Linked DNA regions of Mus musculus: region 2 is linked to region 1. The links are chromatin loops, found by intact Hi-C in ENCODE. Cell type or tissue: heart. All regions are shown on one strand. Links, peaks and the distances in the headings refer to the core of each region. The heading gives the core; the rest is flanking DNA. Region 1 has its middle 290 kb from the start of Gm25833. Region 2 has its middle 300 kb from the start of Gm24911.

What was found. A loop is a pair of places that touch in the nucleus more often than their neighbours do. Peaks named below come from ENCODE experiments on the same cell type or tissue, not always from the same donor. Only the 100,000 strongest peaks of a DNase experiment are listed, where the experiment ranks them.
Region 2: it touches region 1 in a loop (14-fold over the local background); 2 of 42 quality-filtered maps call a loop at or near these places.

The regions. Positions count from the first base shown.
Region 1 is chr6:68,231,247-68,246,914 of GRCm38, forward strand. It overlaps Igk. Among named protein-coding and RNA genes, the nearest start is that of Gm25833, 290 kb to the right of the region's middle. In heart, for the core only: no CTCF peak of the experiment used is centred there; no DNase peak of the experiment used is centred there.
Region 2 is chr6:68,095,283-68,110,950 of GRCm38, forward strand. It overlaps Igk, the pseudogene Gm5309 and the pseudogene Igkv11-118. Among named protein-coding and RNA genes, the nearest start is that of Gm24911, 300 kb to the left of the region's middle. In heart, for the core only: no CTCF peak of the experiment used is centred there; no DNase peak of the experiment used is centred there.

The DNA.
Region 1 (15,668 bases), core at 6,273-8,772:
CTCCATATCCACGCCAGCATCTGCTGTCACCTGAATTTTTGATCTTAGCCATTTTCACTGGTGTGAGGTGGAATCTCAGGGTTTTGATTTGCATTTCCCTGATGATTAAGGATGTTGAACATTTTTTCAGATGCTTCTCTGCCATTCGGTCTTCCTCAGGTGAGAATTCTTTGTTCAGTTCTGAGCCCCATTTTTTAATGGGGTTATTTGATTTTCTGAAGTCCACCTTCTTGAGTTCTTTATATATGTTGGATATTAGTCCCCTATCTGATTTAGGATAGGTAAAGATCCTTTCCCAATCTGTTGGTGTTCTTTTTGTCTTATTGACTGTGTCTTTTGCCTTGCAGAAACTTTGGAGTTTCATTAGGTCCCATTTGTCAATTCTCGATCTTACAGCACAAGCCATTGCTGTTCTGTTCAGGAATTTTCCCCCTGTGCCCATATCTTCAAGGCTTTTCCCCACTTTCTCCTCTATAAGTTTCAGTGTCTCTGGTTTTATGTGAAGTTCCTTGATCCACTTAGATTTGACTTTAGTACAAGGAGATAAGTATGGATCGATTTGCATTCTTCTACATGATAACAACCAGTTGTGCCAGCACCAATTGTTGAAAATGCTGTCTTTCTTCCACTGGATGGTTTTGGCTTTCTTGTCGAAGATCAAGTGACCAAAGGTGTGTGGGTTCATTTCTGGGTCTTCAATTCTATTCCATTGGTCCACTTGTCTGTCTCTATACCAGTACCATGCAGTTTTGATCACAATTGCTCTGTAGTAAAGCTTTAGGTCAGGCACGGTGATTCCACCAGAGTTTCTTTTATCCTTGAGAAGAGTTTTTGCTATCCTCGGTTTTTTGTTATTCCAGATGAATTTGCAAATTGTTCCTTCTAATTCGTTGAAGATTTGAGTTGGAATTTTGATGGGGATTGCATTGAATCTGTAGATTGCTTTTGGCAAGATAGCCATTTTTACAATGTTGATCCTGCCAATCCATGAGCATGGGAGATCTTTCCATCTCCGGAGATCTTCTTTAATTTCTTTCTTCAGGGACTTGAAGATTTTATCATACAGATCTTTCACTTTCTTAGTTACAGTCACGCCGAGATATTTTATATTATTTGTGACTATTGAGATGGGTGTTGTTTCCCTAATTTCTTTCTCAGCCTGTTTATTCTTTGTGTAGAGAAAGGCCATTGACTTGTTTGAGTTAATTTTATATCCAGCTACTTCACCGAAGCTGTTTATAAGGTTTAGGAGTTCTCAGGTGGAATTTTTAGGGTCACTTATATATACAATCATATCATCTGCAAAAAGTGATATTTTGACTTGCTCTTTTCCAATTTGTATCCCCTTGATCTCCTTTTGTTGTCGAATTGCTCTGGCTAATACTTCAAGAACTATGTTGAAAAGGTAGGGAGAAAATGGGCAGCCTTGTCTAGTCCCTGATTTTAGTGGGATTGCTTCCAGCTTCTCTCCATTTACTTTGATGTTGGCTACTGGTTCGCTGTAGATTGCTTTTATCATGTTTAGGTATTGGCCTTGAATTCCTGATCTTTCCAAAACTTTTATCATGAATGGGTGTTGGATCTTGTCAAATGCTTTTTCTGCATCTAACGAGATGATCATGTGGTTTTTGTCTTTGAGTTTGTTTATATAATGGATTACATTGATGGATTTTCGTATATTAAACCATCCCTGCACCCCTGGAATAAAACCTACTTGGTCAGGATGGATGATTGCTTTAATGTGTTCTTGGATTCAGTTAGCGAGAATTTTATTAAGGATTTTTGCATCGATGTTCATCAGAAAAATTGGTCTGAAGTTCTCTATCTTTGTTGGATCTTTCTGTGGTGTAGGTATCAGAGTGATAGTGGCTTCATAAAATGAGTTGGGTAGAGTACCTTCTACTTCTATCTTGTGAAAAAGTTTGTGCAGAACTGGAATTAGATCTTTGAAGGTTTGATAGAACTCTGCACTAAACCCGTCTGGTCCTAGGCTTTTTTTGGCTGGGAGACTATTAATAACTGCTTCTATTTTTTTAGGGGATATGGGACTGTTTAGAAGGTCAACTTCATCCTGATTCAACTTTGGTACCTGGTATCTGTCCAGAAATTTGTCCATTTCATCCAGGTTTTCCAGTTTTGTTGAGTATAGCCTTTTATAGAAGGATCTGATAGTGTTTTGGATTTCTTCAGGATCTGTTGTTATGTCTCCCTTTTCAGTTCTGCTTTTGTTAATTAGGATTTTGTCCCTGTGCCCTCTAGTGAGTCTAGCTAAGGGTTTATCTATCTTGTTGATTTTCTCAAAGAACCAACTCCTTGTTTGGTTAATTCTTTGAATAGTTCTTCTTGTTTCCACTTGGTTGATTTCACCCCTGAGTTTGATTATTTCCTGCCGTCTACTCCTCTTGGGTGAATTTGCTTCCTTTTTTTCTAGAGCTTTTAGATGTGTTGTCAAGCTGCTAGTATGTGCTCTCTCCCGTTTTTTCTTGGAGGCACTCAGAGTATGAGTTTCCCTCTTAGAAATGCTTTCATTGTGTCCCAAAGTTTTGGGTACGTTGTGGCTTCATTTTCATTAAACTCTAAAAAGTCTTTAATTTCTTTCTTTATTCCTTCCTTGACCAAGGTATCATTGAGAAGAGTGTTGTTCAGTTTCCACGTAAATGTTGGCTTTCTGTTATTTATTTTGTTATTGAAGATCAGCCTTAGTGCATGGTGATCTCATAGGATACATGGGACAATTTCAATATTTTTGAATCTGTTGAGGCCTGATTTGTGACCTATTATGTGGTCAATTTTGGAGAAGGTACCATGAGGTGCTGAGAAGAAGGTATATCCTTTTGTTTTAGGATAAAATGTTCTGTAGATATCTGTCAGATCCATTTGTTTCATCACTTCTGTTAGTTTCAGTGTGTCCCTGTTTAGTTTCTGTTTCCATGATCTGTCCATTGATGAAAGTGGTGTGTTGAGGTCTCCCACTATTATTGTGTGAGGTGCAATGTGTGCTTTGCGCTTTACTAAAATTTCTTTAGTGAATGTGGCTGCCCTTGTATTTGGAGCATAGATATTCAGAATTGAGAGTTCCTCTTGGAGGATTTTACCTTTGATGAGAATGAAGTGTTCCTCCTTGTCTTTTTTGATGACTTTGGGTTGGAAGTCAATCGTATCAGATATTAGGATGGCTACTCCAGCTTGTTTCTTCATACCATTTGCTTGGAAAATTGTTTTCCAGCCTTTCATTCTGAGGTAGTGTCTATCTTTTTCTCTGAGATAAGTTTCCTGTAAGCAGCAAAATGTTGGGTCTTGTTTGTGTAGCCAGTTTGTTAGTCTATGTCTTTTTATTGGGGAGTTGAGACCATTGATGTTAAGAGATATTAAGGAAAAGTAATTGTTGCTTCCTGTTATTTTTGTTGTTAAAGTTGGCATTCTGTTCTTGTGGCTGTCTTCTTTTAGGTTTGTTGAGGGATTACCTTCTTGTTTTTTCTAGGGTGTTGTTCTCGTTCTTGTATTGTTTTTTTTTCTGTTATTATCCTTTGAAGGGCTGGATTCGTGGAGAGATAATGTGTGAATTTGGTTTTGTTGTGGAATACTTTGGTTTCTCCATCTATGGTAATTGAGAGTTTGGCTGGGTATAGTAGCCTGGGCTGCAATTTGTGTTCTCTTAGTGTCTGTATAACATCTGTGCAGGCTCTTCTGGCTTTCATAGTCTCTGGTGAAAAATCTGGTGTAATTCTGATAGGCTTGCCTTTATATGTTACTTGACCTTTTTCCCTTACTGCTTTTAGTATTCTATCTTTATTTAGTGCATTTGTTGTTCTGACTATTATGTGTCGGGAGGAATTTCTTTTCTGGTCCAGTCTATTTGGAGTTCTGTAGGCTTCTTGTATGTTCATAGGCATCTCATTCTTTAGATTTGGGAAGTTTTCTTCAATAATTTTGTTGAAGATGTTTGCTGGACCTTTGAGTTGAAAAATCTTCATTCTCATCCACTCCTATTATCCGTAGGTTTGGTCTTCTTATTGTGTCCTGGATTTCCTGGATATTTTGAGTTAGGATCTTTTTGCATTTTTCATTTTCTTTGATTGTTGTGCCGATGTTCTCTATGGAATCTTCTGCACCTGAGATTCTCTCTTCCATCTCTTGTATTCTGTTGCTGATGCTCAAATCTATGGTTCCAGATTTCTTTCCTAGAGTTTCTATCTCCAGTGTTGCCTCGCTTTGAGTTTTCTTTATTGTGTCTACTTCCCTTTTTAGGTCTAGTATGGTTTTGTTCATTTCCATCACCTGTTTGTATGTTTTTTCCTCTTTTTCTGTAAGGACTTCTACCTGTTTGATTGTGTTTTCCTGTTTTTCTTTAAGGACTTGTAACTCTTTAGCAGTGTTCTCCTGTATTTCTTTAAGTGATTTATTAAAGTCCTTCTTGATGTCCTCTACCATCATCATGAGATATGCTTTTAAATCTAGGTCTAGGTTTTCGGGTGTGTTGGGGTGCCCTGGACTGGGCGAAGTGGGAGTGCTGGGTTCTGATGATGGTGAGTGGTCTTGGTTCCTGTTAGTAAGATTCCTACGTTTACCTTTCGCCATCTGGTAATCTCTGGAGTTAGTAGTTATAGTTGACTCTGTTTAGAGATTGTTCTTCTTGTGATTCTGTTACTGTCTATCAGCAGACCTGGGAGACAGATTCTCTCCTCTGAGTTTCAGTGCTCAGAGCACTCTCTGCTGGCAAGCTCTCTTACAGTGAAGGTGAGCAGATATCTTGTATTTGGACCTCCTCCTGGCCGAAGAAGAAGGCCCAAAACAGGACCTTTCTCAGAAGCTGTGTTGCTTTGGCAGTTCTCAGAAGCTGTCACCTTCTGTGGTGCAAACTCTCACCTATGCAGACTAAATTCCTAAGTTCCTTGGATTCCGGGAACCAAGACGGCGACCGCTGCTCCTGAGGCTGAGGCCGCCTCCCAAGCCAGGCGGACACCTGTCCTCCAGTTCGGAAGGTGGCCGGCTGTCTATGGCCTGCAAAGGGTGCTGCCTCAGTGGCTCTGTGCTTCCGCCTGACCCAGAAGCTGTCGGGTTTTCTGGCGCACCCTCTCATCTCCGTTTTTTTTTTTTTTGGTTTTAAAGAGGCTATAGTGATAAAAAAAAATCCTTAAAATCAGTAAAATATTTTTATTTATTTATACATTCAATTACAAAATACTTTTTTTGTTAAAAGACAGTGATATAATTTATCCATATCTAATGGAAGGTAAAGTTAAATAGAAAAAAAAAACTATATCTTGTCGGCACAATCATCTCTTCTTTTTAATTTTTTTTAAATTTTAATTCATTTTTATACTCCATATTTCATTCCCTGTCCCCATCCACCCTCCGACTGCTCCACATCCCAAATCTCCTCGCTACCCCACGTTGTCTTCATATGGATGCCCCCACCCCACCTGGCATCTAAGCACCCTGGTGCCCCCAGTCAATTGAGGGTTTGAAGCATCATCTCTGAAGGAACACAGACAAGGCAGTCCCCTACTGTATGTGTGTTTAGGGACCTCATATCAGATGGTGTATGCTGTTTGGTGGCCCAATGCTTAAAAGATCTTGGGGGTTCAGATAGTTAAGACTGCTGGTCCTCCTACAGGGTCATCATTCTCCTCTTCTTCTTTCAGCCTTCCCTAATTCAACAACAGGGTGAGATGCTTCTTTCTATTGCTTGGGGGCAAATATCTGCATCTGACTCTTTCAATGACTTATTGGGTCTTTTGGAGGGCAGTCATGATCCATTTTTGTGAGTGCTCCTTAGCCTCAGTAATAGTGTCAGGACTTAGGACTGCCCCTTGAGCTGGATCCCACTTTGGGTCTGTTGCTAGAACTTCTTTTCCTCAGGCTGCTCTCCATTTCCATCCCTGTAATACTTTCTGACAGGAATAATTATGGGTCAGAGGTGTGACTGGTGGTTGGCAAACCCATCCCTCACTTGATGTCCTGTCTTCCCTACTGTCAGGAATTTCATCTAAGGATTATGAGTCTTGGGAGTCTCTCACCTCCAAGGTCTCTAGTGCATTCTGGGGGGGGGGGGGGGAGGTGCCCCCAACCACCTAATTCCTGATGGTGCCTGTTTACTTTCTTTCTGCTGGTCCTCAGGGCTTCAGTCTATTTCCTTACCCAATACCAGATCAGTTTCCCCTTTACCCTCTAATCCCCACTACCTGTTCACTTTTCCTAACAGGTCCCTCCCTCCCTACCACATATGGCTGATTTCTTCTCTCTCCCAAGTTAGACTTAGGCATCCTCATTTGGGCAACTCAACTTGTTGTGCTGTCCCAGTTCTGCTCACTGTATGTTCTGTGTTCTGTATTATTATTATTATTATTATTATTATTATTATTAATTGGCTAATATCTACTTATTAATGAGTACATCCCATGCATGTCCTTTTCCGTCTGAGTTACCTCAATCAGGATGATATTTTCTAGTTCTGTCCATTCGCCTGCAAAACTCAGGATGCCCTCGTTCTTAATAGCAGAACAGTATTCCACTGTGTAAATGAACCACAATTCTGTATCCATTTTTTCTGTAGTAGGACATCTAGGTTGATTCCAGTTTCTGGCTATCACACATAAGGCTCTATGAACATAATGAAACATTTGCCCCTGTGGCATGGTGTGGCATCTTTTCAGTATATTCCCAAGAGTGGTATAGGTGTGTCATCATGTAGGTCTATTTGCAATTTTATGAGGAACCTCTAGATTTATTTCCATAGTGGTGGTACCAGTTTACAATCCCATCAGCAATGGAGCAGTGTTCCTCTTTCTCCACATCCTCTCCAACATGTTTTGTCACTTGAACTTTTGATCTTAGTCACTCTGATTGATATAAGATGGAATCTCAGGGTCGTTTTGATTTGCATTTCTCTGATCACTAAGGACTTTGAACATTTCTTTAGGTGCTTCTCAGCCATTCCAGATTCCTCAGTTGTGATTTCTCAGTTTAGTTCTATACCCCATTTTTTGATTGAGTTATTTGTTTTTTTTAGGGGGGGGGATTAGCTTCTTGAGTTCTTTATATATTTTGAATATTAGTCCTCTATCAGATGTGGGCTAATATTCAAAATATTACAAAGATGTAGTTAATATTTTTTCCCAATCTGTAGGCTGCCAATTTGCCTTACTATGTCCTTTGCCTTACAGAAGCTTTCCAGTTTCATGAGGGAAACTTTACCAATTCTTGATCTTAGAGCATGAGCTATCATCGTTCTGTTTAGGTTTTCAGTCCACTTGGACTTGAGCTTTGTGCAAGGTGACAAATGTGGGTCTATTTTCATTCTTCTACATACAGACAGCCAGTTAGACCATTTATTGAAGATGCTTTCTTTTTTCTATATTTTTGGAGTGAGGAAACTCAGACCCAAAAGGACATGCATGATATTTAGTTTTATGTTGAGGACCTTGATCTACTTGGACTTAAGCTTTGTACAAGGTGAAAATATGGGTCTATTTTCATTCTTCTGCATACAGCCAGCCAGTTTGACCAGCACCATTTATTGAAAATGCTTTCTTTTTTCCATTGTATATTTTTGGTGTCTTGGTCAAAATCAAGTTTCAACTGTAAGTGTGTGGTTTTATTTCTGGGTCTTCAATTATATTCCATTGATCAACATGTCTGTCTCTATACCAATACCATGAAGTTTTTATCTCTATCAATCTGCAGTAAAGCTTCAGGTCAGTAATGGTGATTCTCCCAGCTGTTCTTTATTGTTCAGAATTGTTTTCGCTATTTTTTTTTCCTTTCCAGATGAATTTGAGAATCACTGTTTCCGTGTCTTTGAAGAATTGTGTTGGAATTTTGATAAGAAATTTGTAGATTGTCTTTGGTAGGATGACCATTTTTGCTATGGTAATTCTGCCTATCCATGAGCATGGGAGATCTCTCCATTTTCTGAGATGTTCTTCAATTACTCTTGAGAGACTTGAAGTTTCTGTCATACAGGTCTTTCAGTTTTTTAGAGTTGCCCCAAGATATTTTATACTATTTGTGGCTATTGTGAAGGGAATTGTTTCCCTAGTTTCTTTCTTAACCTGTTTATCTTTTGGATAAAGGAAGTCTATTGATTTATTTGAGTTAATTTTATATCTGGCCTCTTTGCTGAAGTTGTTCTTCAGCTGGAGAAGTTCTCTAGTAGAATTTTTGGGGTCACTTATGTATACTATCATATCTATAAGTGCAAAGAGTGATATCTTTTTACTTCTTTACCAATTTCTATACCCTTGATCTCTTTTTGTTGTCTTATTGTTCTAGGTAACACTACAGTACTATATGGTATAGATATGGGGAGAGTAGGAATCCTTGCTTTGTTACTTATTTCAGTGGGATTGCTTCGTGTATGTCTCCATTTAAGTTGATATTGGCTGTTTATTTGCAGTAAATTGATGTGTTAGTTAGGGTTTTACTGCTGTGAACAGACACAATGACTAAGGCAAGTCTTATAAAAGAAACAACATTTAATTGGGGCAAGCTTACAGGTTCAGAGATCCAGTCCATTATCAGCAAGGTGGGAGTATGGCAGCATCCAGGCAGGCATGGCGAAGGCAAAGCTGAGAGTTCTGCATCTTTATCCAAAGGCTGCAAGTGGAAGACTGACTTCCAGGTAACTAGGGTGAGGATCTTAAGCCCATACCCACAGTGACACATCTACTCCAACCAGGTCACACCTATTACAACAAGGCCACACCTCCAAATGGTGCCACTTCCTTGTCCAAGAATATACAATTCATCACAATTGATATTATTATGTTTAAGTATGGGCCTTGAAATCCTGACCTCTTCAATAATTTTAACATGAAGGAATGTTGAATTTTGTCAACTGCTTTTTCCTGCATCTATGGAGATGATCATGTGATTTTTCTTTGATTTTTTTAATATAGTGGATTACATTAATGGATTTTTGTAAATTAATCCAACCTTGCATCACTGGGATGAAGCCTACTAGATAGTAGTGAATGATGGTTTTGATGTTTTCTTGGATTTGGTTTGTAAAAATTTATTGTGTATTTTTGTATCAATATTCATAAGCAAGATTGTTCTGAAGTTCTCTTTTTTGGTTTGGTTCTTAAGTGGTTTAGATATCAGAGCCATTATGGCTTCATATAATGGCATAGGTAGTATTTCTTCTGTTTCTATTTTATAAAGTAGTTTGAGGAAAATTGGTATCAAGTGTTCTTTACAGGTCTGGTAGAATTCTGCATTAAATCCATCTGGCCCTGGGCTTTTGTTTTTGTATTTGGTTGGGAGTTTTTTAATGACTTCTTCTATATCCTTGCATGATAGAGGCCTGCTTAGACAGTTTACGTGCTCTTGATTTAAGTTTGGTATTTGCCATCTGTCTAGAAAACCATCCATTTCAACTAGATTTTCCTGTTTTGTTGAGAATATGCGTTTATATTAGGATCTAATGATTTTTTGAATTTCCTCCTTTTCAGTTGCTATGTCTCCGTTTTCATTTCTGATATTATTAATTTGGATACTGTTTCTTTGCCCTTTAGTTAGTTTGGCTGGCGTTTATCTATCTTGTTGATTCTTTCAAAGAACCAGCTTTTGGTTTTGCTGATTCTTTGTATAGTTTTCTTTGTTTCTATTTGATTTATTTCAGCCCTGAGTTTGATTATTTCCTGGCTTCTACTCCTCTTAGGTGAGTTTATTTCTTTTTGTTCTAGAGCTCTCAGTTGTGCTTTTAAGTTGTTAGTGTAAGATCTCTCCACCAGGGCATATTTTTGCTATGAACATACATCTTAGCAATGCTTTCACTTTTGTCCCATAAGTTTGGGTATGATGTGTCAACATTTTCATTAAATTCCAGGAAGCCTTTAATTTCTTTCTTTCTTTCTTGACCAAGTTATTACTGAGTAAATAGTTGTTCAGTTTCCATGTGTATGTGGGGTTTCTGTATTTTTGGCTGCTATTGAAGAACAGTCTTAGGCCACGGTGATCTGATGAGATACATGGTATTATTTCAGTCTTCTTGAATCTGTTCACGGTTGTTTTATGACCAATTATATGGTTGATTTTGGAGAAGGTATCATGAGGTTCTGAGAAGAAGGTGTATTTTCTTTTAGGGTGTAATGCTCTAGAGATATCTTTTAAATTCATTTGGTATATTACCTCTCTTAATTTCACTGTGTCTCTGTTTAGTTTCTATTTCAATGACCTCTCCAATGTTGAGAGTGGGGTATTGAAATCTCCCACGATTATTTTGTGGGGTTCAATGTGTGTTTTGAGTTTTAGTAAAGTTTCTTTTCCTCTTTTGGGTGAATTTGGGTGCTCTTGCATTTGGGGCATAAATGTTCAAAATAGAGACTTTCTCTTGATAGATTTTCCCCTTGATGAATATGAAATGTTCTTCTTCATCATGCTTGAGAACTTTTGTTTGCATGTCTACTTTATTGCATATTAGGATGTCAAGTCCTGCTCGTTTCCTGGGACCATTTGCCTGGAAGACATTTTTCCATTCTTTTACTCTGAGATAGTTCCTGTCTTTGTTGTTGAGGTGTGTTTCTTGTATTCAGCAAAATGCTGGATCTTGTTTGCAAATCCAGTCTGTTAGCTTATGTCTTTTTATAGGTGAATTGAGTCCATTAATATTGAGAGATATTAAAGAGAAATGACTTTTGGTTCCTGATATATTTGTTTTTCTAGTTAGTTTTGTGTGCTTGTGACTCTCTCCCTTTGACTGTGTTGTGAGATGCTTAATATCTTGTCCTATCTTTGGTGCAGGTGTCTTCCTTGTGTTAGAGTTTTCATTCCAGGTTTCTCTGTAGTGTTATGTTAGAAGACATATACTGCTTGAATTTAGTTTTGTCCTGGAATATTTTGTTTTCTCCATCTATGTTGATTGAGAGTTTTTCTGGGTAAAATAGCCTAGCCTGGCATTTGTGTTCTCTTAGAGTCTGTATGACCTCTGACTAGGCTTTTCTGGCCTTCATAGACTCTGTTGAGAAGTCTGATGTAATTCTTATATGTTTACCTTTGTATGTTACTTGGCCTTTTTTGCTTGTAGCTTTTAATATTCTTTCTTTACTCTGTGCATTTATTGTTTTGATAATTATGTGACAAGAAGATTATCTTTTCTGGTCCCATTTATTTTGTGTTCTATATGCTTCTTGTACTGCCGCGCCTGCAGCAGAAATGGTTGAACTCCCGAGAGTGTCCTACACTTAGGAGAGAAGCAGCCAAGGGGTTGTTTCCCACCAAGGACGACCCGTCTGCGTGCACGCGGATGAGCCCATCAGACAAAGACATACTCATTCTCTGCTGCAAACTTGGCATAGCTCTGCTTTGCCTGGGGCTATTGGGGGAAGTTGCGGTTCGTGCTCGCAGGGCTCTCACCCTTGATTCTTTTAATAACTCTTCTGTGCAAGATTACAATCTAAACAATTCGGAGAACTCGACCTTCCTCCTGGGGCAAGGACCACAGCCAACTTCCTCTTACAAGCCACACCGACTTTGTCCTTCAGAAATAGAAATAAGAATGCTTGCTAAAAATTATATTTTTACCAATAAGACCAATCCAATAGGTCGATTATTAATCATGATGTTAAGAAATGAATCTTTGTCTTTTAGCACTATATTTACTCAAATTCAAAGGTTAGAAATGGGAATAGAAAATAGAAAGAGACGCTCAACCTCAGTTGAAGAACAGGTGCAAGGACTAAGGGCCTCAGGCCTAGAAGTAAAAAGGGGAAAGAGGAGTACGCTTGTCAAAATAGGAGACAGGTGGTGGCAACCAGGGACTTATAGGGGACCTTACATCTACAGACCAACAGACGCCCCGCTACCATATACAGGAAGATACGATTTAAATTTTGATAGGTGGGTCACAGTCAACGGCTATAAAGTGTTGTACAGATCCCTCCCCTTTCGTGAAAGACTCGCCAGAGCTAGACCTCCTTGGTGTGTGTTAACTCAGGAAGAAAAAGACGACATAAAACAACAGGTACATGATTATATTTATCTAGGAACTGGAATGAACGTTTGGGGAAAGATTTTTCATTATACCAAGGAGGGGGCAGTGGCTAGACAATTAGAACACATTTCTGCAGATACTTTTGGCATGAGCTATAATGGATAACCTTTATGAGCCCAACCTTGCGGTTCCCAAGGTTTAAGTAAGTTCAGGGTCACAAACTGTTCTTAAAACAAGGATGTGAGACAAGTGGTTTCCTGACTTGGTTTGGTATCAAATGTTTTGATCTAAGCTCTGAGTGTTCTATTCTCCTATGTTCTTTTGGAACTTATCCAAGTCTTATGTAAATGCTTATGTAAACCATGATATAAAAGAGTGCTGATTTTTTGAGTAAACTTGCAACAGTCCTAACATTCACCTCTCGTGTGTTTGTGTCTGTTCGCCATCCCGTCTCCGCTCGTCACTTATCCTTCACTTTCCAGAGGGTCCCCCCGCAGACCCCGGTGACCCTCAGGTCAGCCGACTGCGGCAGCTGGCGCCCGAACAGGGACCCTCGGATAAGTGACCCTTGTCTCTATTTCTACTATTTGGTGTTCGTCTTGTATTGTCTCTTTCTTGTCTGGCTATCATCACAAGAGCGGAACGGACTCACCATAGGGAGCTGCAGTCCCGCCTACGGAGAAGAGGTAGGTTATGGTGAGCCATTGGATATGGGGGTCTCGGGCTCAAAAGGGCAGAAACTCTTTGTTTCTGTTTTACAAAGGCTCCTCTCAGAGAGGGGTCTCCATGTGAAAGAGAGTAGTGCAATAGAATTTTATCAGTTTCTAATAAAGGTTTCTCCTTGGTTTCCCGAAGAAGGAGGATTAAATTCACAAGATTGGAAGAGGGTAGGAAGAGAAATGAAGAGGTACGCAGCGGAACATGGGACAGATAGCATACCAAAACAGGCTTACCCCATTTGGCTTCAGTTGAGAGAGATACTGACAGAGCAATCAGACTTGGTTTTGCTATCCGCAGAAGCCAAATCTGTTACCGAAGAAGAATTAGAGGAAGGTTTAACCGGACTACTATCGACAAGTTCACAAGAAAAAACTTATGGGACCAGGGGAACAGCATATGCAGAAATAGATACAGAGGTAAACAAGCTGTCTGAACATATTTATGATGAACCATATGAAGAAAAGGAGAAGGCAGATAAACATGAGGAAAAGGACCATGTTAGAAAAGTAAAGAAGGTAGTACAAAGAAAAGAAATTAGTGAGGGTAAGAGAAAAGAGAAGGATCAAAAGGCCTTTTTAGCCACAGATTGGAACGATGATGACCTGTCCCCTGAGGATTGGGATGATTTAGAGGAACAAGCGGCACATTATCATGATGATGATGAGCTAATCCTTCCAGTAAAAAGGAAGGTGGTTAAGAAAAAACCTCAGGCACTCAGAAGAAAACCCCTGCCTCCGGTGGGTTTTGCAGGGGCGATGGCAGAGGCCAGGGAAAAGGGAGATTTGACTTTTACGTTTCCTGTAGTTTTTATGGGAGAAAGTGATGATGATGATACGCCTGTTTGGGAACCGTTGCCATTAAAAACCTTAAAGGAATTGCAATTGGCAGTTAAGACCATGGGACCATCTGCTCCATACACCTTACAGGTGGTAGACATGGTAGCTAGTCAATGGCTTACCCCGAGTGATTGGCACCAAACAGCCAGAGCTACCTTATCCCCTGGGGATTATGTTTTATGGAGGACTGAATATGAAGAGAAAAGTAAAGAAACAGTACAAAAAGCCGCAGGCAAGCGAAAGGGCAAGGTCTCCCTTGACATGTTACTGGGAACTGGTCAGTTTCTGTCCCCTTCTTCTCAGATCAAATTATCTAAGGATGTCTTAAAAGATGTCACCACAAATGCTGTGTTAGCATGGAGAGCAATTCCGCCTCCTGGAGTCAAGAAGACTGTATTAGCAGGGTTAAAACAGGGAAATGAAGAATCTTATGAAACCTTCATTTCAAGACTTGAGGAAGCTGTTTATAGAATGATGCCAAGAGGAGAGGGATCAGATATATTGATCAAACAATTGGCGTGGGAAAATGCAAATTCATTGTGTCAGGATCTCATCCGTCCAATACGCAAAACAGGAACTATACAGGATTATATTCGTGCTTGCCTTGACGCTTCTCCCGCAGTTGTTCAGGGTATGGCATATGCAGCAGCCATGAGAGGACAAAAGTATTCTACTTTTGTAAAGCAAACATATGGTGGGGGAAAAGGAGGTCAAGGAGCAGAAGGGCCAGTTTGTTTTTCCTGTGGTAAGACAGGACATATCAAAAAAGACTGTAAGGAGGAGAAGGGCTCCAAAAGAGCCCCTCCTGGGCTTTGTCCCAGATGTAAGAAAGGCTACCACTGGAAGAGTGAATGTAAATCTAAATTTGACAAAGATGGGAATCCACTTCCTCCCTTGGAAACTAATGCTGAAAATTCAAAAAACTTGTAAAGGGGCAGTCCCCTAGCCCCACTCAAAAGGGGGATAAAATTAAGGACTCAGGATTAAATCCTGAAGCCCCACCTTTCACAATACATGATTTGCCTCGAGCCACCCCTGGAAGTGCAGGTTTAGACCTGTCGTCCCAGAAGGATTTGATCCTCTCTCTAGAAGATGGAATATCGCTAGTACCCACCTTAGTGAAAGGTACCCTCCCTGAAGGGACCACTGGATTGATAATAGGTAGGAGTTCCAATTATAAAAAGGGACTTGAGGTTTTACCAGGGGTCATTGACTCCGATTTCCAAGGAGAAATCAAGGTTATGGTTAAGGCCGCAAAAAATGCGGTCATCATTCACAAAGGAGAAAGAATAGCACAACTACTGTTGCTGCCATATTTAAAATTGCCCAATCCTATAATCAAGGAAGAACGAGGCTCAGAAGGCTTCGGATCAACAAGTCATGTACATTGGGTGCAGGAAATAAGTGATTCTAGACCCATGCTTCATATTTACTTGAATGGAAGAAGATTCCTCGGTCTCTTAGATACCGGGGCAGATAAAACTTGCATAGCAGGTAAGGACTGGCCAGCTAATTGGCCTATTCACCAAACTGAAAATTCTCTCCAAGGTTTAGGCATGGCCTGTGGGGTGGCACGTAGTAGTCAGCCACTCCGCTGGCAACATGAGGATAAATCAGGGATTATACATCCCTTTGTGATCCCTACACTGCCCTTTACCTTGTGGGGAAGAGACATTATGAAAGAGATAAAGGTCAGGTTAATGACTGACTCACCAGATGATTCACAGGATTTATGATAGGGGCCATTGAGAGCAATCTCTTTGCAGACCAAATATCTTGGAAATCAGACCAGCCTGTATGGCTTAATCAATGGCCCCTTAGACAAGAAAAGTTACAGGCTTTACAACAGTTAGTGACAGAACAATTACAACTGGGCCACTTAGAAGAGAGCAATAGCCCTTGGAATACGCCTGTTTTTGTCATTAAAAAGAAGTCAGGAAAATGGAGGCTGTTGCAAGACCTACGTGCAGTTAATGCCACAATGCACGATATGGGAGCATTACAACCAGGCTTGCCGTCCCCTGTAGCAGTCCCTAAAGGATGGGAAATAATCATAATAGATCTACAAGATTGCTTCTTTAATATAAAACTGCATCCTGAAGATTGTAAAAGATTTGCTTTTAGTGTGCCCTCCCCTAATTTTAAGAGACCCTATCAAAGATTCCAGTGGAAAGTTT
Region 2 (15,668 bases), core at 4,634-7,133, 140 kb before region 1:
ATTTGAACATTATATTAACTGGTACAAATGAAGATGCAGAATTAGAAGAGATGCCTTAGGTCAGATTCCAGATAAATAGGGTGACGTGATGGTTATGGGAAATAGTGTCAGACTACAATGAAAACCAATCACAAATTTTAAATTATCCAGGAGAGTATACATGAGCAACTGAGGTTAATTATATTTCTATAACATATTTGAGTGAAATTTAAGAGGAAACAGTCATTCAAAAATGGCCATGTACTTAAGAAAAGTTCAGCATCAGAATATGCAATATAAGCTTAAGAACCTTGAAAGGTTTATACAATAGACATTCATAAAAAAAATTCGGAAAGGCTCAGGGGGCTTGGCATTTGTCCACTCAGTGAAGGATGCTCATGCTATTTTGAAAATTGAGCCAAAGGCATTCACCAGTAGGTTCCTTCTGCCTGGAACCTGCCAGAATCTATGTGCACACATAAGTTCTACCAAATATAACATAGATGAAGAAGACAGAACTTCAGGTCCTCTGTAAAAGATAAATACTCTTTGTGAGTTTATGTCATTTGCTTCTTATTTGATTCATATCTCTCCAATGTTATCCAAATCTGATACTTTAGGGGCTGGAGAAATGGCTTAGCAGATAAGAGTATTGTTTTCTCTTCTAGAGGTCCTGAGTTCAATCTCCAGCAACCTCATGGTGACTCATAACCATCTATAGTGTGATCTGATTCCCTCTCTGGCATGTAGGTATACATGCAGATAGAACACTCATATACATTAAATTAATAAATAAGTAAAGTGTGAAACTTGTGTGTGTGTGTGTGTGTGTGTGTGTGTGTGTGTGTGTGTGTGTGGGTTTTCTAGACAGGGTTTCTCTGTATAGCCCTGGCTGTCCTGGAACTCACTTTGTAGACCAGGCTGACCTCGAACTCAGAAATCCACCTGCCCCTGCCTCCGGGGTGCTGGGATTGAAGGCGTGTGCCACCACTCCCAGCTTAAAGTGTGAAACTTAAAGATGAAAGAGAAAGCATTTCTCTCAGTCCCACCACAACCCACCCCCAGATGTGTACAACATATTTGTTTTCCAAATAAGTCTGGTATCCTAGTAATTCATAGGTTTGCAGTCTGCAGGGGTTCCAAGAGGGCAACACATATAATCCTTTATCTGACATGCTTCCCTCTGAAATTTATGTTGTTCTGAAAGACCCCGAGAGGAGACCCTCACTCAAGCCTCGGGATAATAGCGGACTCCCAAGAACTCATGAGAAACCAAACTTGATGCAAACCACATGAGGCTTTATTTGGATAAAGCCAGAGCTCTGGGGATGACTCTTATCCCACGCAGGGGTAGAGGAGTCTCCCTGCTGGGGAGATTTTCCGACTCTATCCCAGCAACCAATATCACAAACACCTGGCAGTGAGGTGCAGCAGTGGGCACACACCTGGGTTCAAGGAACAGTCAGAACATTGGCAGACACACGGTTTCAAGGAGTGGCCAGAGCAATGTGCACCTCTGTTTTTCTAAATCAGTGAAGCTAGTTCTGCTAACAATGAAATCTATTTTGCCAATTTCAGGGCTTCTATGACCTTTTTTTTTTTTCTGTCAGCATCATTCAGTTCAAGTATATATTTTTCAGAATATTTCCAGAACATAAAAGAGACATATGTTTTAGATGGGATATAACAAAGTTTTATTGAGAAATGTAAACTGATATTCCTGCTGAAAGGGAAATCACAATAAATTACTAGGAGATTAGTCTGGATTTTAACTTACTGTCAGATGACTGAATTTGTTAAAAGTATTCAGTTCACAACAGATGGGAAGGTTCAAACTGTTTACATTTTTAAGTAAACCACTCTTTCAGAATTTGCATGTACTGAGAATTAATCATGCTATTTAATTACATTAATTAATGTAATAAAATGCTGTTAATTAGCTTTTATCATAGTAATTTAGTACAAAGTTCCCACACAGAAATCACATGATTTCAGAGTAGAACAGAGATTTTTTTTAAGTAAACTAGAGGAGGAAGCTTATTATGTAGTTAAATATTAGAAAATTCGTACACTTTCATTTTCTTTTTATTCTTTTTTTAATTGGCTATTTTATTTATTTACATTTCAAATGTTATCCCCCTTCCCAATTCCTATCCACAAACTCCCTCTCTCCTCAGCCCTCCCTATGCCTCTATGAAGGTGCTTCCCTACTTGCCCGCCAACACCCCCGCTCAGCACCCCAGCATTCTCCTATGCTGGGTCATCAAGCCACCACCAGACCAAGGGGGTCCCCTCCCATTGATGGCAGTTAAACCAGTCCTTTACTACATATTCATATGGAACCATGGGCATCCATATGTGTACTTTTTGGTTGGTTGTTTTGTCCCTGGGAATATGGGGGCCTGGTTGGTTGATATTCTTGTCCTTTCTATGGGTTCGCAAACCTCTTCAGCTCCTTCAGTCCTTGCTCTAACTTCTCCATTGGGGTCCCTGAGCTTAGTCTGATGTTAGGCTGCACGCATCCACTTCTGTATTGGTCAGGCCCTTGCAGAGCTTCTCAGGGGATAGCTATACCAGGCTTCTGTCAGCAAACATTTCTTGACATGAGCAATAATAGTGTCTAGTTTTGGTGAGTGTAGATGGGATGGATCCCTAGGTGGAGAAGTCCCTGGATGGCCTTTCCTTCAGATTCTGCTCCACTCTTTATCCCTGTGTTTCCTTTTGACAGAAGGAATTCTGGATTAATATTTTTGAGGTAGGTGCTCCCATCCCTCAACAGGGGACTGTGCCTATCCACTAGTGTATTAGTCAGGGTTTAACTGCTGTGAACAGACACCTGTGGCCAAGGCAAGTCTAATGAAAAACAACAATTAATTAGGCCTGGTTTGCAGGTTCAGAGGTTCAGTCCATTATCATCAGGGTAGGAACAGAGCAGCATCCAGGCAGCCGTAGTGCAGAATTATCTGAGAATTCATCATCTTCATCTAAAGGCTGATAGTGGAAGATTGATTTCCAGGCAGCTAAGGTGAAAGTCTTAAATCCCACACCCACAGTGACACACCTATCCAACAAGGCCACACTTCCACATAGTACCACTCCCTAGGACAAGCATATTCAAACCTTGGAAACTGGAGATAGTCTCTACAGGTCCTCTCTCCACTTTGTTGGGTATTTCAGCTAATCTCCCTATTGGGTCTTGGAAACCTCTTGAGTCCCTGGCATCTGGGACTTTTTAGTGGCTACACACAATTCCCCTTCCCTCACTGCTACACACCTCCTTTCAAATTCCTGACCTTCTGAACTTCTCCCAGATCTCCTCCTGTATCTGAACTGACCCCTCTTTTCTTCCCACCTTCTCTCTCTCTTAGATCCATCTTTCCCTCTACTTCCTGAGATTATTTTCTTCCTTCTTCTGAGTATAATTATAGCATCCACACTTTGGTGTAGTCTTCCTTCTTCTTTAATTTCCTATGGTCTGTGAGTTGTACACTTTCAATTTCCTATTAAATCAAAATGGCTGGTGATAGATCACTGACAATGGCATTTAGTCTGCTGACACTGAAAAAAGCCAGTCTCTGAGGATGAACAGTAAACTACATCCTCATTATGTGTGTAGCAATTCTGTCTACAGTAATCTGTGGGATCATAACCTGCACATTTAAATCCAGCCCAGACATTCTTGCATGAGTATAAATGGGGAACATTTAGAAAAGGAGGTTTAAAAGGCCAAGTTTCAGCCTATGCTACTGGATCATTACTGAGATAATGAGGAAGAATCTTCCCTCCTATGCCGTGCTCCTGTGAAGTGGGTAAAAATGGGGATAGAATACTTCTCATCAGGGTATCCAAAAACTTAAGTCAAAGAGAGGCCCATTGGACATGCAAACTTTATATGCCCCAGTACAGGGGAACGCCAGGGCCAAAAAGGGGGAGTGGGTGGGTAGGGGAGTGGGGGTGGGTGGCTATGGGGGACTTTTGGTATAGCATTGGAAATGTAAATGAGCTAAATACCTAATACAAAATGGAAAAGAAAAAAAAAGAAAGAGAGTTCAGGGAAAAGGCAGAGAAAGCAAAATTACTATTAATCTACCAAAAAGCTGCCTGTGGTGCTTCTGATGGGGAGAGTGCTCTGTATATTGAAGAAGCTACTTCATACTAGATGTTAGTACACAGCCATCACTCATGTCCAGACCCCTGGAAAATCAGCAAGTTCAGGCTCATGCTACAACACCTTTGCCTTTCATATTTATGCTTTAAAAGACCCCAAGCATTCCCTCACTACAGGACAAAAGTCCCGAAGACTGAATAGATCATGATTCTCTTGATGATATTTAAGGCTGGATAGTCAGGATAAAGACAGGCATGTGTGATCTTTTGTATTCCAATATCTGTGTTATAAAGATGCACAATCATTTCTGGGTCATATTTTGACTGGAGACTTTGACCCACATGAAGATAGTGAGACTGCTGCCTGAATCAGGATAATTTCTCCTGTTACTGCTCAGTAATGATAATGGGCAAGTATCATTTGTAATACACAGCAAAGTCACATATTGAGTAGCAGTGTTTTGTGTTATAATATTTAAGTTTTATTACTAGCCAAATCTTTAGGCTGAGATTGTAAGAAACAGTAACAAGTGGCAGAAAAGAGCAAAATATGGAAGATCTCAAACTGAATAACAGTGTATCCTTTTAGTCTGTCCTTATTGAAAGAACCTCCATCTTCGGACAGTCAGAACTTCAAGTGACTCAGGTTTTGGGGATCAGGGTGTTAAATGTGTACCTACTGTGCTTTTTCTCTTTTTTTAAACTGAAGTTAGCAGTGTTAAAGCTGTAAAATATTATTTTTACTTCATTAATAATGTTACCAATATATTATCATTTTAATTTTACAAAATGTCTACTCCAAACTAACAAGCAATTTACAAGGAGAACACATATTGTTTTTTAATCAATCAGAACTGTTTGAATGAGTTAAAGACCTAATAGTGCTCTGACAGCAGGATATTCTATTTTACCCAAGTATATCTTTGAAATATATCATTCAAAATAGAGCTCACAAACATAGTAGTGTGTTATCATGTAGTAATGATATCTACAATTTTAAGTCATTGAATAGAAATGCATACTCTGGAGGCATATATGTAGCCTGACCTTGGGCATCTGAAGTCCCTAGGATTGTGTTAAGTGGTGATAGAAGTAGCTGTGCCCAACACTAACTGGTTCCCAGTGATTTGCATGCCCTCACTGCACTGCCTTGGGGACTTCTTCATATACCAGTTACATCCTGTGCATTGTCATTGCAGTATGGGCATGAGTACCCCTGTTCAGTTCCTTGGGCTCCTATTGCTCTGGTTTCCAGGTAAAAACTAACTAAAATGAGACTTTTACTGTTACACTGTGATTAGTATCAACTTAAATTTCAGACATGCCCTTCCTTATCATGCAAAACTATGTGGATACTTCTTACCTTTTCACCTCTAGGTGTCAAATGTGACATACAGACTACCCAGTCTTTACCCTCCCTGTCTGCATCTCTGGGAGACAGAGTCACCATCACTTGCAGGGCATGTTAGGGCATTAATTATAATTTAATCTAGTTATAGCAGAAACCAGGGAAAGCTCCAAAAAGCCTGATATACCATGCAACCAACTTGGAAGATGGGATCCCATCAAGATTCAATGGCAGTAGATCTGGGGCAGATGAAAACATAGAGAATAAATGGTTGTTAAAGATGTTTCCAGAAGTGCTATCAATGCAAAATTGATAGCACAGAGCAAAGTTTTATAAACAAAACAAAATACCAACACAACAACAGAGATCTATACTCTATTCCCTTGTGTTTTTAGAAATCATGTATAGGTAAGATCTATTTCCTGTTTGTTCATAATATCTCATTCTTCTACCTAGCTGTCTGTTCATCTCCAGTATACCCAGTCTCTTTTTATTGTTAAGCTAAGTTTTATTTATTTATTTTTAACACTTTTATGTTTTCTTGTGGATTTCACATCATATAATCCAATTACATTCATCTCACCCTCCATTCATACTGATACTTCAACCAGTTTAAACTAAGCCTCCAACAGAGAAAAAAATCTTGTCTTGTCGAACTGGATCAGACAGCAGACACTTTTGTCCATACTTCTTTGCATCCAAATTTTTATTGGAATGACTCATTGGCCTGGTACCAGGCTACATATAGCAACATTACTGGGGCTCCTATTGGATCTTTTTGTTTCCCTGTGTCATGAAGACCCTGCACTTTCAGATTTCTAGGACTGACCCCTTCAGGTACTAAATCATGTCAGTAATGGAGCAAGTCAGTGAATTAGTCATGTTGTAGTAGGCCAGTTCAAATCCCTGGAATGAGGCCTGAGAGGTATCTGAGCTAGTCAGGCCTCCAGCCTTTCCACCCTCAAGTCACTGAAGTAGGCTTGCCAGCAACCACCGCAAACAGGGCCAGCTAAACCTTGTACCTAGTTGAGGTACAGGGTCTACTCTCCTCGGTGATGCAGCTGTTGATGGACAAAGACAGTTTTCCCACTCTAATGTCCCCAGGGCAAGTTGTCTTGTCTGTCATAGATGGTGAAGGATGAAGCAGGGTAGGAATATGAAATATTTTCTGAGCTACTGACTAACAGACCTGAGGTAGGCTCAGCTCTACTGTGCTCATGACATTGGGGTTAGCTCACTTGCAACCCTCATATTCAGGGATATCTCTACTGTGCTGCCCAGGTAAGATGAAGGGCCTGCACTCTTGAGTGCCAAAGCATTTGAAGGGTAGAGCTATCGCTTCCACTCTGTTGACCTTGTGGTCAAACGTCCTGTCTGCTGTATGTTGCAAGATAATGGGTGGCAGGGGTCAGCATCTTTCCTTGCCCATGTCACCAAATGGCAGAGAAGTGGCAGGGTCAGCTTTCCTACAATAAGGTCCTTAGGTTCAGCTTGTCTGCCCCTGCAACTAGGGTCAGCTCTATTGTGCTGCCCAGGCAGGATGCAGGGCCCTCTGTTCTGAGTGATGCAGCTGGTAAGGGCTATAGCCAATTCTCCTGCTCTTATGACTCCAGGGTCAGTCTCCTGCCTGCCATAGGTGGAGAGCAGTGAAGAGGAGGTCCCATGCATGGTAGTGACATGTGCTAGTGCAAGTTCTCATAGGTTGTTTGTATACTCTGTGCCAGCACACCCAAATCTCCTGCAATGTGTGGGCCCAGGCTCTTCTGAGTACTTGGCTAGGGTCAGCATCAACTCTCCTGCTCTCATGTATCCCACCATGACTAGATGAGTGATGGAACAAGTTCTGCCCAGCCCTTGGACATCAGCATATCTCAGGGTAGCAGCTTAGACCATGGATGTTTGCCTGGATTTGGTAGTAACAGACACCTGCTGCTACAGGGCTGTGGACCCAGTCATGGCCCCCTGGTGGCAGCACAGGCCAATACTTCATCATGGTCCTAGATGTCATCACCAGCTACTCACATGAGGCTGTTCCTCATAACCCTTTAGTCTCCAGTTCTGCCTGTCTTCTTGAAGAGATCAGAATCATCTGGTTCTGACCTCATCCTGTAAGTCTTTGTTAATGCTTCATTTGTGAAATATTCATTGGGTTCAAAGTGAAATTCTAAGATAAAACTCATAGGCTGGCCAGCATCCACAGACTTCACTTTAATATCTTTCAAGTGCTTCAGAATAGGTTCATCATGTTCCTGAACCATATTACTGACCAAATCAACATTCTTAAAAACTGTCAACCAAAATTCAAGAATTCCTTTAGGGTCTTCTTTTTCTTCATCCTTCATCTCATCTTCAATCTTGCCCTTTTCTTTCATCTCCTCCGAAACTTCATTCTCCTTATCTGGTTTCCACTCATATTCTTCTTCTGTAGGTTCATAGATTGTATTAATGATCTCAAATCGCTTATCAAGTAAAGACTGATAGAGAACATCATACTTTCTCTTGAGATCATGAACTTCCTCCTAGAATTTGGCTTCTATCTGTGCCCATTTAACTTGAAAATTCTTGAGAGCATTCACTCATCTTTTGACTACCTTAGGCAAGCTTTCAATGTATCCTGTTGGTGTGTCTACTAGACCATCAAGTCCTTCCTAAACTGCTGCAAGAATCTGAGGATTTTGCATCATCTGAGCAGTTAGCTGACATGCTTTGATTTTTGTTTCTTCACCAGATTCTCCTTCTCCTTCTTTCTCCTCCTCCTTCTCCTCCTCCTCCTCCTCCTCCTCCTCCTTCTTCTTCTTCTTCTTCTTCTTCTTCTTCTTCTTCTTCTTCTTCTTCTTCTTCTTCTTCTTCTTCTTCTTCTTCTTTCTTCTTCTTCTTTCTTCTTCTTTCTTCTTCTTCTCCTCCTCCTTCTTTTTCTTTTTCAACATCTTCCAAATCTTGATCAAGTTCAGACTGTTCTTTGTTGTCAATGTCTGCCATCTTGTAAGAATTCCAAATATCGTTCCAGGAGGCTCGGACACTGAGATGGGCAGCTGGAACTGTGCAGGCAGTGGCTCAAGACACCAGCGGCGCGGCTACAGCGGCGGCTGGAGGCTGCGCTAAAAAAAAAAAAAAAGTTCTCCTTAGCTTTCTTTTTTAGTTTTTTATAATTTTTATTACATATTTTCTTCATTTACATTTCAAATGCTATTCCCAAAGCCCCCTATATCCTCCCCATCCCATGCTCCTCAACTCACCCACTCCTGTTTCCTGGCCCTGGCATTCCCCTGTACTGGGGCATATGATCTTTGCAATACCAAGGGCCTCTCCTCCCATTGATAGCCGACTAGGCCATCCTCTCCTACATATGCAGCTAGAGACACAGCTCTGGGGGGGGGGGGTACTGGTTAGTTCATAGTTAGGACACAGGGCCCCTAATGAAGGAACTAGAAAAAGTACCCAAAGAGCTAAAGGGGTCTGCAACCCTCCTTAGCTTTCTTACTTTCATTTCTGTTAGCATATGAGCTTCACCACTGTGGTAATGTTGCAACTATAGAACAACCAAAATAAAACAAAATGAAACACAACAAAATAAAACAAAAATAGCCCTCAAATCTCAAGGAATATATGAGATTATGCTTAACCGCTATGAAGAGTCCCAGTTGTCATTACAAAAACAAAACTCACACATGAAAATTCTATAACTGATCTTTTCCTCTGTAGCCAAGTATGAATAACTTTGACCTGGGAACACACATTTATTTTATACCTAATCCAATTTTTTACTTGCTAATAGTTTGATGAACATTTTCTAATAATAGAACAAAGAAATTCATGAACTGAACCATTTTTCAATTCATCAGTTGAAACAATAACAAGAATATTAAATTTAGGTGGGGAAGTCATTGCTGTAGTCTTTAGACACACTCTAAAAACATTCTTACTTCATCGTGTGATTAAGGTAGCCTACTGTTTGTTAATGAAACCCCTTCCCTGCTAGTCACAAGAACATCAGGTCAGAAAGAGTAGTGGGTAAGTAAGAATGCTTTTTACGGTATCTAAAGTTTGCCAAAGCTAAACAGTAATTAGTCTCAGGAATAATATGAATTCAGAACTCTAAGTGATACATGTTGTTGTGACTGAGGTCTTATATATTCACCTACTATATATCCTACTTTGATACGTAAATAAGCATAGTTAAGGCTGTTAAGTCTTTCTTTTTAATTAATTAAAAGTAGTCATGATTAGGAAATATATTCTATTGTTTAAAAGAAATGAATATTTTAAACTCACAAACATTTTTAAATACACAATTTTTAAACCAATATGAATTATTTCACTGAGTTAAAGATTTATAGTTACTTCTCTGTTGTATATTACCTGATAGCAAAATATTCCTTTATATGTCCTCATATATCTTTGAAATATGTAATTAAAATCAGACTTTAGGTATATTATAAATTTTTAAATAACCTCCAAATGCCACTTTAAAAGCTTTAAAAAGGAATTCATTCCCTGGAGACCTATATGTGGTCTCACATTTGTGGACATTTGTGGACACAGGGCTTCTACTAAGTGCTGAGATGAGCAAGCCTTGCAGCTGTGCCCAGCACTAAATAGTTTGCAGTGATTTGCATGCACGCACTGCACAATGGTGGGGACTTATATGACAGTTACACTCTGTGCAGCTGTCAATGCAATCAGGACTGAGAACAAACATGAGGACCCCTGCTCATTTCCTTGGGCTGCTGTTGCTCTGTTTTCTAGGTAAAAAAGGACTAAAATGTGAATTTCACTGTTACACAGTGATTAATTTTGACGGGCATTGGGGCATGTCCTCTCTTATAATGCTTAACTATGAGGGTACTTAGTATGTCTTCACTTCTAGGTGGCAGATGTGATGTCCAAATGACCCAGTCTCCATCCTCCCTGTCTGCATCTATGGGAGACATAGTCACCATGACTTGCCAGGCAAGTCAGGGCATTAGCATTGATTTAAACTGGTTTTAGCAAGTACCAGGGAAAGCTCCTAATCTCCTAATCTATGGTGCAAGCAACTTGGATAATGAAGTCACATCAAGGTTCAGTGGCAGTGGATATGGGACAGATTTCACTCTTACCATCAGCAGCCTAGGAGATGAAGATATGGTAACTTATTACTTCTACAGTATTATAAGTCTCCTCCCAGAGTGATACAAGTCATAACATAAGCCTGTGAGGAAGCAGAAGTGAGAGACCAGGATAAACCAGCTTCTCATTCTCATGGACTTGTGAAATACTTTCTCAGATGCCCAGTATTGGTTGAAAGCTCATGGAGAGTCATTGGTTTTGATAGAAGAGGCTACCCAGTCCTTACTGTACTCTTCCTTCCATTTCATTTCTAGCAGTATAGAGTACCAGTCTCTTTCTGCATTAGGTGAGTACACTACAATTCCCTGTGAGAATTCTGAGTTGTAGCACTAGTTGGGAGTCAGACAGAATAAGAAAAGCTACAGTGGATGATCCTAGAACACATTCCTTAAATAAAGAAAAAATCATTTCTAAGAGAATCAAACAGTCGAAAGATTGCTGGTTTTCTCAGAAAAAGCTACAGTGCAGATGTCAGAGAACGAGAAGGCAATCTACCATGATCCTCTACTGTGTCATGAAATTCCAGCAGTGGAAGTGAAATAACAGCTTTCATCTCTCTGTAGCATTTCACAAAGAATGTTTTTGGCTCCTGTGTCCACTGAACCATATTTAAGAATCAAACAATATTGAACCACATGTGTATGATTTTTAATCCCACCATGTGAAATGTAATATAGATTTGTGTATATGAAGTCATATAGATTAAAAGGTTGTCTTTATTATGCTTTAAGAAGTAAAAATAAAGAGTTGATATTTTAGAGCATAGTTGAGAAACAAAACGTCAACATATGTGTGATCTATTCTTTTCTCATGTTTTTAGATGTTGTATGTAAGATCTATTTCTTATCTTTTAATGATATCATTCATATATACATCAACCTGTCCATGTAGAGGACATAGAGACTTATTACAAATGAAAAAATTCAAGTCAGAATGTATACCACATTTACAGGCTTTGGATTTTCTTAGTTATGCTGTCCTTTGACATTCTACATAAATTCTAGAATGATATTTTCCACTTTAGAAGTTCCTTCAGAAACATGAATTTCATTACATTGAGTATATGTACCAGTTGGAGAAAATATAGATTTAAAAATGGTTCATATAGCTGGAAAGAATGACCAGTGATTAAAAGCCATTGTTTTTCATGGAGAGTACCTTGGATTGATTGTCAGCAACTACCTGGTGACCCACAGCTATCTAGAACTTCAGGTCCAGGAGATCACTACCTTCTACTGGCTTCTGAGTGCACCAGCCATCATGCAACATACTTAAAATTATGGAGGAAAAACACTCACTGGTGTGAAGCAGATCTCTGTCAATTCCAGGCCAGCCTGGTCTACAGAGTGAGTTCCAGTACAGTCAGGTCTACACAGAAAAACTCTGTCTTGAAAGGCCAAAATGAAAAAGAATGATTCACACTATGAAAATATTTATATTCTCTATTCATTTGTACACCCTTTAAAATACAAGGGCTATTCTGTTATACTTGGTGTATGTAGATTTGTTGACACTTCTAAATATTAATGTTGAAATGTCTTTCTTTGTAAATTTTGCTTTATTTTATGACTTTCATTATGTAATTTACTACATTTTCTGTAGCTGAGTTATTTATTATACACAAATGAAAAAAAGTAGACATTTTTGTCTCTTGTGTGATATGAGGCATCAAGTGTGCTAAGTTTTATCAGTGGATGTGATGTTTGCCTGAGCTTCATAGACATTTCGTAACAGTAAGACGTTTTTGCCACATAGCAATAGAGGACAAAAGTCATAGGTTTATTACTGTACAAGTTTGTGTGATTTTATGTTAAACCCCTAGTGTTCTGCACTTTAGATATGGTGACACATGATTTAATCATTACATTGTTAGGTTATGGTCTTCTTTTCATTCACTCGGTACTTGGGTTTTTTTTTTTTTTTTTTTTTCTTTTTTTATGTTCTTTTAGAAATGAGAATCGTTACCATGTTCCATTGTTAGTTGGAAGCTCATGTTCTGCCTTTGTTCTTTCTTTCCTTTTTGAGACACCATCTCTATATGTAGTACAGACTAGATTCACACAAAATATCCTCCTCAATAAGTGTTATGAATTCCACCATTATAAACATTTAATTCAACAATCAGCTTCTTCTTGTGCAAATTCCACATCATTTTATTGATAAAATAATTTCTATGTTTCCCAGGGGGAGTTTGACTTCACTTTCAAAAAGTCAGGGGTTGTAAAGTCTAACAGAGTCATGAATTGACTCGATGTATTTTTCGTGTTAAGATGAAGTATCCTGTTCCGCGGGATTCAGTTATCCATGGGTGCTAGGGGGACCGCAAACCTGGAAGGAGATGGGAGGAAAAGAAAGAGGAATAGGAGACCAGGAAGGGTACCTATGGAGGTCTCCTTTATTAGGCTGAGGTGCCTTCTTTTTAAAGCATACATCGTGGGGAATATGGGAGGGGTCGAGGGAGAATTATACAAAGAACAAAAAGTGGGCATCTGCTGACATGGGGGCCGAAGTCAGGCGCCAGGCAGCGGGCACTCTGGATCTTATCTCTGGAACATCGATCCTCCTTGACAGCCTTGGGGGGTCAGACTGGGCTCAGGCGTAACTCATGTCCTTGGGTGGCATGGGAACTCAGGAAGAGATAGGGAAGAGGGGACTATAATTCAGCTTTTACAGCCTCAGGTGCCAAGAAAGCAATAGGGAGGAAAGGGGGGTGATAACCAGCTCTTAGTACAAGGTCATTTGGCCTGTTAGGGAGATTGTGAAGGGCTCACTTTCTCACGGGATGGTCTCTGACAATGAAGATGAACAGTTACGGACTAGAGAAGTAGTGTTATAGTTGAAACTATAGTGTTTTCCCAAGTACCCATGTTGAAAACTCAAATTCTTAGTTCATTTGTATACCATTAGGAAACATTAGGAAGTGGAAGAAAATGAGAGACTGCACCTAGTTAGGAACAGAAGTAACTGCAGAGTGCCTTTGGAATAAAGGTTTTGTTTTGTTTTGTTTTGTTTTGTTCTGTTTTGTTTTTCTGTTTTGTTTGTTTTTGTCCTTAGCACTTGGCACTAAGGTCTCTGTTTCTTTTATTTTTTGAACAAAGCTTCTCTACTTCATGTACCCTCCAGCACTGTACTCTATTTCAATCCAAGCCTGGAAACAATACATTGGAGTCATGATGCATAGGCATCTGTGATTCTTTGAGACAAGACAAAGATATCCTCTTCAAAATTTAATTTTTCAGGTTTTTCTTCCCACAGTTATTCATAGCTTAAAAACTATTTTATAGACAAGAGTAATTTTTTAACTTTCACATCTTAAATAAAGCTATTTTTACAATGGCATCAACTGATAAGAATTTTAGAAATGCACAGTGAAGTCAAATAATGTTTTCCATTACCTTTCTGTGGTTAAATGCCAATTTCTTCAAAACTGATGAAAAAATGTTTTCCTTATAGTTCCAGAAGTCAGCAGTCCCCTGAATTAAACTCATGGATAAGGAGATCTGTGGACATCCTCTATAGTCCAGGAATTAGAGTCTAATGCTAACATTTATTCTTCCAGAAAACTACCACATTATCTTGAAAATTTTGCACTATCTCCCACAATTTTCTTTTCCACTGCAACAACCAGTCTGTATAACTCAACTCCCTCTCTCCCTACTAGAAAAAAAAACATCTTGATCTCAACCATATATTTCAACATGTCCATACCATCTCAAACTCATAACTTAATTATACCTGACAAATTCTTTTCGCATGTCAATTTCACTTAAAAAGTTCTAGAGTATAGATTTGGGTAGTTATGGGAGGGATCAGTGAGATCCATTATTCTTGAACTAGTAACTCCTATTTGCTCCTTAAAATGTTCTTTACAAAGTCTAAAACATCCAGAGGAAGTGTTAATTAAGCAACAGAGTAGCAACACACACACACATCTCAAGGTATACATATATTTACTAAATATGCATGGTTTAGAGTTTCCTAAAAAGCTTTTTAATGCTTTTAGAAGGATGCAGTGCTTACTACAGTACCATCAACACACACTTTCATAGGAAGATATGATCTAAAACATTTCTGAGGCAATGGGGCACTCACAAAAATGGACCTATCATGACAGCCGTCTGACAGATCCAACAAGCAGCTGAGTCAGAGGCACATATTTACACCAAACCAGTGGATAGAAAGAAGCACCTGTCCCCTGTTGTTGAAATAGGGAAGGCTGAAAGAAGCTGAAGATAAGGGTGATCCTGTAGGAGGACCAGCAGTCTCAATTAATCTGGATCTCTGAGATCTCTCAATCATTGGGCCACCAAACAGGCAGAACACACCAGCTGTTATGAGGCCCCCAACAGTAGAAGACTGTTGGGTATTTGTTCATTCAGAGATGATGCACCTAACCCTAAAGAGATTGGAGGCACCAGGGAGTTTAGAAGTCAGGTAGAATTGGGGGTGTGTAGATCGATGTGAAGACAGGGGTGTGGGGAGGAAGTATGGGATGTGGAAGAGACAAAGGAAGGATGAGCGTGGCAAGAATAAAATATGGAGTGTAAAAAAATAAACTAACTAAAATGAAAATTTCCTTATATTTTCTTACAAAGCAAACTAAAGGCTTGAAAAGAAATAGAAAAGATTGGTCTCCTCTAGAGTATTACTATTTAGATTTCAACCTCTCCTGATAGCAAAAACGTAATAGAACTATTTAATTCAAGAGTTTTCATTCAGGTCTGAAGTGTGTCCCAGGCTTGTGCATGAAATCCTCTTCCTCAGGTGATATTGCTTTTGGACTCTGTGGCTTCTGAAGGAAGATGACCAAGTTAGATTGTATGACCCTGAGTGCCTAGACCTGAGGGTTTATTGTGTCCTCAATCTCTAGTTCACTCTTGCTCCTGTCTGTCACAGGGTCAGAAGCTTTGTACAACTACAGAGTTATTGCCACTTGATGCTTATATTGGAGAAATAGAGAATGCAATCATTTTGGGGTCAAGAAGGTCTCCTTCAAGATCTCATTGTTATATCTGTAAGACTAGATAGTATATGACATCTTTGAAATCCCTGTAGATAGTTTCTGAATGCAATGGGTATATTTCTGATAATGAAATAAAGAATATAACAGATTTTCTAGGAAGAA